Linked DNA regions of Homo sapiens: region 1 is linked to region 2. Evidence: chromatin contacts called from ENCODE Hi-C or POLR2A ChIA-PET data. All regions are on one chromosome and are shown on one strand. Each heading gives the region's core, a stretch centred on a gene start or an enhancer-like site at or near the end of the contact. The rest is flanking DNA. Distances are from core to core; before and after follow the strand shown. Region 1 overlaps LRRC20 (leucine rich repeat containing 20). Region 2 has its middle 23 kb from the start of SRGN.

Evidence for each region. A loop is a pair of places that touch in the nucleus more often than their neighbours do. ChIA-PET counts read pairs that join two places held with the same protein, here RNA polymerase II (POLR2A). Pooled maps may share reads with other maps.
Region 1: a loop to region 2 is called in a pooled map, with 2.4 times the contacts of the local background. The contact joins two enhancer-like sites. A Hi-C loop is called at or near these places in 2 of 50 pooled maps. POLR2A ChIA-PET finds 5 or more read pairs at or near these places in 2 of 52 experiments (GM12878 and Panc1).

Annotation. Positions count from the first base shown.
Region 1 is chr10:70,353,718-70,357,829 of GRCh38, forward strand. The region is part of intron 2 of LRRC20 (leucine rich repeat containing 20); the gene reads right to left. Among named protein-coding and RNA genes, the nearest start is that of LRRC20, 27 kb to the right of the region's middle. RefSeq lists enhancers at 1,629-1,728, 1,949-2,158. Within about 2 kb of position 1,859, at least 7 of the 41 ENCODE cell types and tissues checked have a DNase peak (open chromatin) inside an H3K27ac peak, as active enhancers do; they include GM12878, where a contact is called at or near this core.
Region 2 is chr10:69,062,561-69,067,286 of GRCh38, forward strand. No RefSeq gene overlaps it. Among named protein-coding and RNA genes, the nearest start is that of SRGN, 23 kb to the right of the region's middle. RefSeq lists enhancers at 2,873-3,012, 3,513-3,712. Within about 2 kb of position 3,336, at least 12 of the 41 ENCODE cell types and tissues checked have a DNase peak (open chromatin) inside an H3K27ac peak, as active enhancers do; they include GM12878, where a contact is called at or near this core.

The DNA of each region.
Region 1 (4,112 bases), core at 609-3,108, 1.3 Mb after region 2:
AGCCAGGAGTCTTGGTTAGTAAGCTGCTGAGCTTAAGGGTTTGCTCCTAACCACCATGCTACACTGCCTCCCTAGAATATGTAACCCGCATTCAGGACAGCCTGCCATGCTGAAACAGATTGGGAGGTGGTGGGTTTCCAATGAGCAGATAGATCTTCCATGATTTACAATGGGTTCCCTGGGAACACTAGTATATTGCAGTTCCCATGGAACTATATAAAAGGGGACTTAGAGTTGAAAGAGCTGGTGAAAGAGTCATCAGGGTATCAACAGCCTGGATTTGTCACTTACTGTCTGTGGGACCTTGGGTCCTTATGCCCTTAGTTTTCAAATCTTGGTAAATTGCAACTGATCATCTCCAAGGCCCCTTGCAGCTGCCACTGTGGATTCTAGGACTTGGCCACAACCAGGAGCCACCTTGGGAGCTCTATAGACTCTTGATGCCTAAGTCTCTCTCCCAGAGAGTCTGATTTAATTAGTGGGGGCTGGGGCTTGGGAATGGAAGGGAGGGTAAAAGCTCCCTGGGTGACTCTAACGTGCAGCCAGGTGAACTCTGCACCATACCATCACCTCTCAAACTAAAGTGTGACACCTGGGGACACTGCCAACGTGCAGATTCTGATGCCACATGTCTAGGTGGGGCGTAAGAGTCTGCATTTCCACCCAGCAGGTCCAAGGACCACACTAAGTAGCAAGGGCTACTCCAGTGCAGTGGTTCTCCAAGGGCATCAGCATCACCCACAGCATTAGCATCACCCCAGAACTTGTCAGAAAGGCACATTCTCAGGCACCACCCCAGTCCCACAGAATCAGAAACTCTGGGGGTAAGGCCCAGGCATCTGTGTTTTAGCTGAAGCATCACTGGCCTAGAGGGGCCAGGCCTCCTCCTGATGTAGCTGCTTCCTGTATTGATGATGATAATGGGGTGGTAATGACAGTAACTGAGTGCTGGCTGCTCCTGCCTGCCTAAGGGCATGAGGTTTACACGCTCATGGAAATTTTTTGTGCCCTGGGTTCCTCCTGCTTCCCCTCTGAGCAGACTATTTCAGGACAGAGCAGCAGAGACAGAGTCTCTTCACTCTCTTCTCTCGCTTTGTTCATGCTTCTGGTACTCAGAGGCACACGTGACCCTCGGTGTGGAGGCCGCCCTGGGCTGTAACTCAGGAGGCCTAATTCTTATCCCAGCCCCTCCACTATCAGCCAGGGGGAGCTCAGAGACACTACTTCTTCATGGGCCTTGTCCCCTCATCTGTAAAATGAGGGTTTGGACTAGATGATTTGGGGTCTCAACCAGACCAGACATCCTCTGACTCCATGATTCTACTAAACAAAGGCTCTTCAGACAGCCCTCTGTCAAACAGGAGCCCCCCATGACTTGAGCTGCCAGTCTCTGAAATGTCACTCAATTTCCAAAGTAGGGACACACAGGATGCAGACAGCGAGCAAAACAACTGCTCATCAAGGGATCGTGCCGTGCATCACTGGGCACAATTAGGCATCACTTTAACAAAGCTGTTTGTTGTAGTGCTTACAGAGCTGGCTGGCTCTAAAAGGCTTAAGACAAAAAGCAGCCGGACTTGCTCCCTCTTGACAAATCCCCTCCCCCAGGGACAACCACTTTCAGGTCTTTGGGGGTGTTTTACTCCCGATCTCTAGAGCAATGTTTCTGAGCCTGTTTCCTGTCTCATGCCCCTTATAGAGAAAAGGGCATGGGAGGAAGAGCTCACCGAGGACCACATACGTCCAGAAAGTCCCACCGCAATAGCACACACAGCTACTGGGCCCGGGAGGGTTGTCGGGAAGAGAAGGGCAGAAAGGCACTTCGGGAAGGCGCGTCTTCTGAGACGTGGGGAAACCACTCAACTTGAAAGTGCCAGTGGGTTTAGGGGGATTTTTTTCTTTCACTTCCTATTTCATGGACTTGTATATTGTGCAAGAGTTTTACAAGCACTTAATGACTTCTTACAAATATCTCCAGTTTAAAGAAAGGAACATCCCCAACATGCAGTGACCCTTGGGGTATGTTTTTCCTCAAACGCCCAAAAACCTGGATCAGTGGAGATGGGTGTTGATGGGGACATAGGGAACAGAGCTAAAGTCCTGCCAGGGCAAAGCTCACGGGAGCTGCTGGGGAGAGCAGCCGCACGCTCAGAGGGCTGTGTGGACACCCCTCTGACAAACGCACACACGAATCCTGCATCTCAGAGGTGCCTTCTCACGTCCTGCTGCAGAAGCCCCTGCCTCTCTAGGAAATAATGTGCTACAGAGAGTTGGCCTCAGAGAAGAAAGCTGAGCATGAGGCCCTCCAGCCAGTGGCTATCATACTCAGTCAGAATAACTTCTAACCACACAAGAGACCTAGAAAGCAATATCTTCTTCTCAGAATCCAAATTGAATCCTTTCTTGGGCCAACTCTTTCTTGCTGTGGGACCTCAGGCAAGTTACTTAACTCCAATCTCAGTTTCTTCTTCAGTAAAGTGAGGACAAGAGCTCTTTCAAAAACCTGTATGCAATCTGGGCATGGTGGCTCACGCCCGTAACCCAAGCACTTTGGGAGGCCAAGGTGGGAGGATCACTTAAGTTCAAGAGTTCAAGACCATCCTGGGCAACACAGTAAAACCCTGGTTCTATAAAAAATACAAAAAGTAGCTGGGTGTGGTAGTGCATGCCTGTAGTCCCAGCTAGCTACTTGGGAGGCTGTGGTGGGAGGATCGCTTGAGCTTGGGAGGCAGAGGTTGCAGTGAGCCAAGATCATGCCACTGCACCCCAGCCTGGGCAACAGAGCCAGACCTTTTGAGACTTTGTCTCAAAAAAATAAAAACAAATAAATAAAGTTTTAAAACCTGTATGTAGTGCTGGGCAGAGTAGCTCACACCTGTAATCCCAGCACTTTGGGAGGCCGAGGCGGGCAGATCACGAGGTTAGGAGTTTGAGACCAGCCTGGCCAATATGGTGAAACCCCGTCTCTACTAAAAATACAAAAATTAGCAGGGTGTGGTGGCAGGTGCCTGTAGTCACAGCTACTCAGGAGGCTGAGGCAGAAGAATTGCTTGAACCCAGGAGGCGGAGGTTGCAGTGAGCCAAGATCGCGCCACTGCACTCCAGCCTGGGCAACAGAATGAGACTCCACCTCAAAACAAAACAAAACAAAAAACAAAGCAAAACAAAAAAAAACACCTGTATATAAATGTTCACAGCAGCATTTTCACAATAGTTGAAAAGTGGAGACAATCCAAATGTCCATCAGCTGATGAACAGATAAAGGACATGTCATATATCCATTCAATGGAATATTATTCAGCCATAAAAAGGAATGAAATCCTGACATGGGCTGCAACATGAATGAACCTTGAAAACATTTTGCTATGTGAAGGAAGCCAGTCACAAAAGGACAAATGTTGCATGATTCCATTTACATAAAATGTCCAGAAGAGGCAATCTATAGAGACAGAAAGTAGACTGGTAATGGCCTGGGGCTGGGCGGAGATCAGGAAATGGGAAAGGACTCCGCATGGTACAGGGTTTCTTTTTTGGGTGATGAAAATGGCTTAGAATTAGACAGCAGTGATGGTTATACAATCTTGTGAATATACAAATAAATACTGCATTGTATATTTTAAAATGTAAACGTTACAGTATTTGAATATACCTCAAAAAGAAATGAGGACAACAGGATCCAACGAACAGGTGGTTCTGAGCATGAAATAAAACGTCTGCAAGGCTCTTAGCACAGTGCCTGGCAGGTAGTTTGTGCTCAGTAAGTAAGAGATGCTGCTATGAGGATGCAAAAGTATTACTTTTATTTGAGAATCTGACAAAGATGTGCTTCAGCTCTGTCATCCCTGGAGGAGAGAAATGACCTCTGGATTGCATTTATTCTCACAAGCCCTGGACGAGGAGACAACCGCATGTGCTATCATGGGCTCTGGGACTTTCCAAAAAAAACCCTCCTTCCTGGCAAGCCAGTAAGGAGAAAAGAAGCCCATATTCAATTAAAATCAAAAGTAAATCCCACACAGAATACAATCAAATGACACACAGTCAACAATTTGAGACATTAAATTATTTTGATTTCACTGATGACTCATCACAAACGTATACATACAAAAGGG
Region 2 (4,726 bases), core at 2,086-4,585:
AAGTGCTTTCTAGGTTTTGATGCTTTGAATCCACCCTGTAAACCTTAAAGTAGGTACTATTACTCTGTCCATTTCCACGTGAATAGTGGAGACATAGGGAGGTTAGGGAAATTGTCCAGGCCCCCCAGCTAGTAAGTGGCCAGTACTCGAACATAGGCGGGCTGACTCCAAGCCCAAGTTCTTGATCACTGTACAAAGTAGAGGATAAGTTGGCAAATACTCTAATAGATTTTGCCATTATGCTTGTCAAATTTGTAATTATTTGCCTACTGTCTGTTTTCTCCTCTAACCTATGTCTCCAAGAGGGCAGGAACTATGTCTGTCTGGCTCTCAGAGGTAATTTCAGCACCTAGACTAGTGACTGGCACATAGAAGGGTCTCAAAAGTTTCGAAGAATGGATGAAATGCATTGAGGGAAACAGAGGATTCCTTTCCACGAGCAGTCCCCACCCTCTGAGTCCGCCATTCAAGAGCTGACGAATATGAGCAAACTCACTTCTCTCCCTCCCTTGTCATCAGCAAAATGGGGTTGATAACAGAAGTGAAGCTCCAGAAAATGGTCTGGAAGTTCCTAAAAAGTTAAAAAATAGAGTCACCATAGGACTCAGCAATTCCACTCCTGGGTGTTTACCCAGGAGAATTGAGAATACAGTTATGTCCACACAAAAACTTATGCAAGGATGTTCATAGCAGCATTATCCGTGATAGCCAAAAAGTGGAAACAACTCAAATGCCCATCCACAGGTGAGTGCATAAACAAAACCAAGGAGATCCATGCAAGCACATATTTGGTCACAAAAAGAGCGAAGTGCTGAGACATGCAACAATATGAGTAAACCTCAAAAACATTATGCTAAGTAAAGAAGCTGGTCACAAAAGGCCACAAAATGTATGGTTCCATTTACATGAAATGCTCAGAACAGACATGTCCATGGAGGCAAAAAGTAGATTCGTGGTGGACAGGAGCTGGGTGGAGGGAGGAATGGGGAATGAAGAGTATCTTTTTGGAGTGATGAGAATGTTCTGGAATTAGATAGTGATGATGGTTATGAATATACTAAAAACCACTTAGTTGGAGACAGAACTGGGTTCAATCCTGGCTGCCCCCCGGCTTGGTGTATGAGCTGGGGCAAGTTACTCCATTTTGGGATCCTCAGTTTCCTTATCTGTAGGAAGAGACCCTGATCCATTTTGATCCTCATCACCCTATTCACTCCTTCTCCTATGTCCTTGGTGACAAGCCTGGGAGGAAAGAATGTCCTCTGTTGCACTGGATTGCCCTGAGGGCAGTGGATGCCCCTGACTGCTCTGGATTAGACAGGGCACTTTTCCTTTATGTTGCAGCCGCCTACCTTGCAGACCTAATTCAAGGGGTATGAGGCTTATCCTGGAATATTGTCTATTTTGTCCCCAAAATTCCTCAAGCGATTCCAGCATGCACCCAAGTTTGTGAACCACTAACTTCAGCTAACATGCACCAGAATCACAGGAAGGCATTTGTTAAAACACCAATCATTGGTTCCACCTCCAGAGTTTCTGGCTCTGCACACTTGGGCAGGGTGGAGCCTGGACATCTGCATTTCTAACAAGTTCCCAGGTGACACTTATGATGCTGTTCTGGCCCACAGTGAGCCCAAACTACAGCCATGGAGATCAGCCTCAGCTAGACAATAGACTCACCTGGACAGTAGACTCACCTGGGAGCTCTTGCAAACACACAGGCTGCACCAATTAAATCAGAATCTTTGAGGCAAGTCCAGGCCTCAGGACTTCCCCCTCAACATTGCATTATGAAAATGTTCAGCCCGGCACGGTGGCTCACGCCTGTAATCCCAGCACTTTGGGAGGCTGAGACAGGCAGTTCATCTGAGGTCGGGATTTCGAGACCAGCCTGGGCAACAAGTTGAAACCCCATCTGTACTAAAAATACAAAAATTAGCCAGGTGTGGTGGAACGTGCCTGTAATCCCAGCTACTCGGGAGGCTGAGGCAGGAGAATCGCTTGAACCTGGGAGGTAGAGGTTGCAGTGAGCCGACATTGCGCCACTGCACTCCATCCTAGGTGACAGAGTGAGATCCTGTCTCAGAAATAAATAAATAAACAAAAATAAAATAAAATGTTTAAACACACAGCAAAATGGAAAGAATCCTACAGTGAGCAGCTGTGTATCTACCACCTAGATTCTATCTTGGACATGTGACTATGCTTTGTCACACATCAATCCCAACACTCATTCCTCTAACATCAGGATTTCTTAAAGCCTCAATTCCCCAATATTCAGCCACGTTTGAGAACCAAGAGCTAGAGTTTCTGGGCTCCTGCTCTGTAAAGCTCTTTCTGGCTATGATCTGGGGTTCTCTGTGATGCCCTCCCCATCCCTAAGGGTTTGTTGAACAAGAATACATGCATTTATTGAGCACCTACTGAGTACCATTGAGGCTCCCCTTTCCTTGAGCTGACTCTAGTGGTAGATTTCTTCTTCCGAAATGTTTTAAAGCCAGGAAAATTCAGACTAAGGAGCCCCGTGTACTCAGTGTGAGGTCCTCTACTGGTGGGGAGGGTCTTGCTGTGCCACCACCACCAAGACCTGACGATCTGGAGGTGACTTGTCCCAGACCTCCTATCTAACAAAAGACTGGGAAGAAATGAAGCTTCTGGAGAGGGATCCCTATTCGCTCATTCCAGGGTACTCTCCAAGCTGTCATTGTGGGTTCTGTATCCTGCCCTCAGAGCTCAAGGCTTTATAGGGTCAAGCAAACTGCTCTTCGGAGTACAGTGTGATTCTATGTGATAAATGCTCTGCCAAATCAACCAAGGTTTGCAAAGCACTGGACGTACACTTTGGAGGGGAAAATAATACAGGGCTCTGCTGTGTGGAAGCTTCCAGAAGAGCGAACCTGACCAAGAACCATCCCTCCCTCCCCACACCATGGGTGTACAGCTGGCCCTCTGGGGCCTTGGAGTATAGAGGAAGAGGGAGAACCCACAGACATGCATAAGCTTGCTCTAGGCTGCCCGGGTTTCCAGCTGGGCACCTTTGGTTTTTCTTCCACTTCAGCTTCTGGCAGCTGGGGTTGGGGTAAGGGACCAGAGAGCTGCATTTATGTAGGAGACAGTCTTGGTGGGGTGGAGTAAATGAATGTGTGCTCTTGTTTTTGTTTCTAGGGAAACAGTGGAAAAGTTGCTAAATGTGGAAACCCAAGCTGTGGGTCTCTTTCTGGGGTTTCTTTCTCATCCTCTGTGTGGAGTGGCAAGTGGAGAGGAGAAAGTTTCAGAGGGAAGCCAACCCACGCAGTAATTCCCCCAGGGACACAGGCTGAACTTGCAATCCCAGCGGGCAGGAGGCGGGTTCGGGATTTCCTGGCTGGTCAGTAGGGTTAGAGGGTTCATTCTGAAATAAAGGGGGTTTTCCCTCCATCACCAATGAGATCAGAAGAGCTACCGTTTGGAAATACAACCCTGTGTGGAGGTAGTTTCAGCTCTGCTGGTGACTAAAGCTTGGGAGTGGGGACTTCCTCAAACACTTTTCTTCAGTCACTTTGAAAATGTCTGACTCTTCTGGCTCCCTCAGACTGGAGTCTGTTTTGCTGGGGCTTTTAGTGTGACTCATTTTGTATGTCTTCCAAGGTGTCTTCACATTTAACAAAAATGGTTTGCTGGTTTCTTGTGTCTTTAAGGCCCAAGGACCTTAAGCTCTGTGAGGACCATGGCTGCCTGGTGACTCGCTGGGCCTCCAGTGACCTCAGCACAGGACCTGGACAGACTGTGTTCTCCACATACATGGCTTGTTCCACAAACACTGCAGTTTTCCACAACACCAACCAACCCACCAAACAAACAACCCAAATCACGCCAGTCCTGTCATGGGGAATGGTTTTGTCATTTTAGCACATGAACCAGAATGGCAGGAGCCAGGAGAGAAAAGCATGTAGCTCTTCCAAAAAAGCTAATAAGGAAGATTAGGCAGGAAGATACAAAAATATAAATGGTAGAAAAATACAATCTGGTAAGCATGTTGTGATTGCTACTACTCTAAAACATGATGTAGTTAAAAACTGGGCCAGGCATGGTGGCTCACACCTGTAATCTTAGTGCTTTGGGAGGCTGAGACAGGAGGATTGCTTGAGCTCAGGAGTTGGAGGTTACAGTGAGCTATGATTGAGCCACTGCACTCCAGCCTGGGTGACAGAGTGAGACCCTATCTCTAAAAATCCAAAACAAACAAACAAAACTGGCCGGGCTCAGTGGCTCATGCCTGTAATGCCAGCACTTTGGGAGGCCGAGGCAGACAAATCACCTGAGGTCAGGAGTTCGAGACCAGCCTGGCCAACACGGTGAAACCCTGTCTTTATTAAAAAAGTATAAAAATTAGCCGGGCATGGTGGCACGTGCCTGTAATCCCAGCTACTCAGGAGGCTGAGGCAGGAGAATCACTTGAACCTCCCGGGAGGCAGAGGTTGCAGTAAGCTGAGACTGCGCGCCATTGCACTCCAGACTGAGTGACAAGATCAAAACTCTGTCTCAAAAAAAAAAAAAAAAAAAAAAAAAAAAAAAAGAAAAGAAGAAAACCTGGAAGGCAAAGGCAAATGGAAATGATTGTGTTAGTGAGATTACGGGCAGCGACCGTTAAAGGTTTTTCTTAAATTCTAAATGTTACACCATTATTGCAATATAAAAACCAAACCTTTGTGGCTATACTTCATGATGGACACAGCCAGGGCTTGCA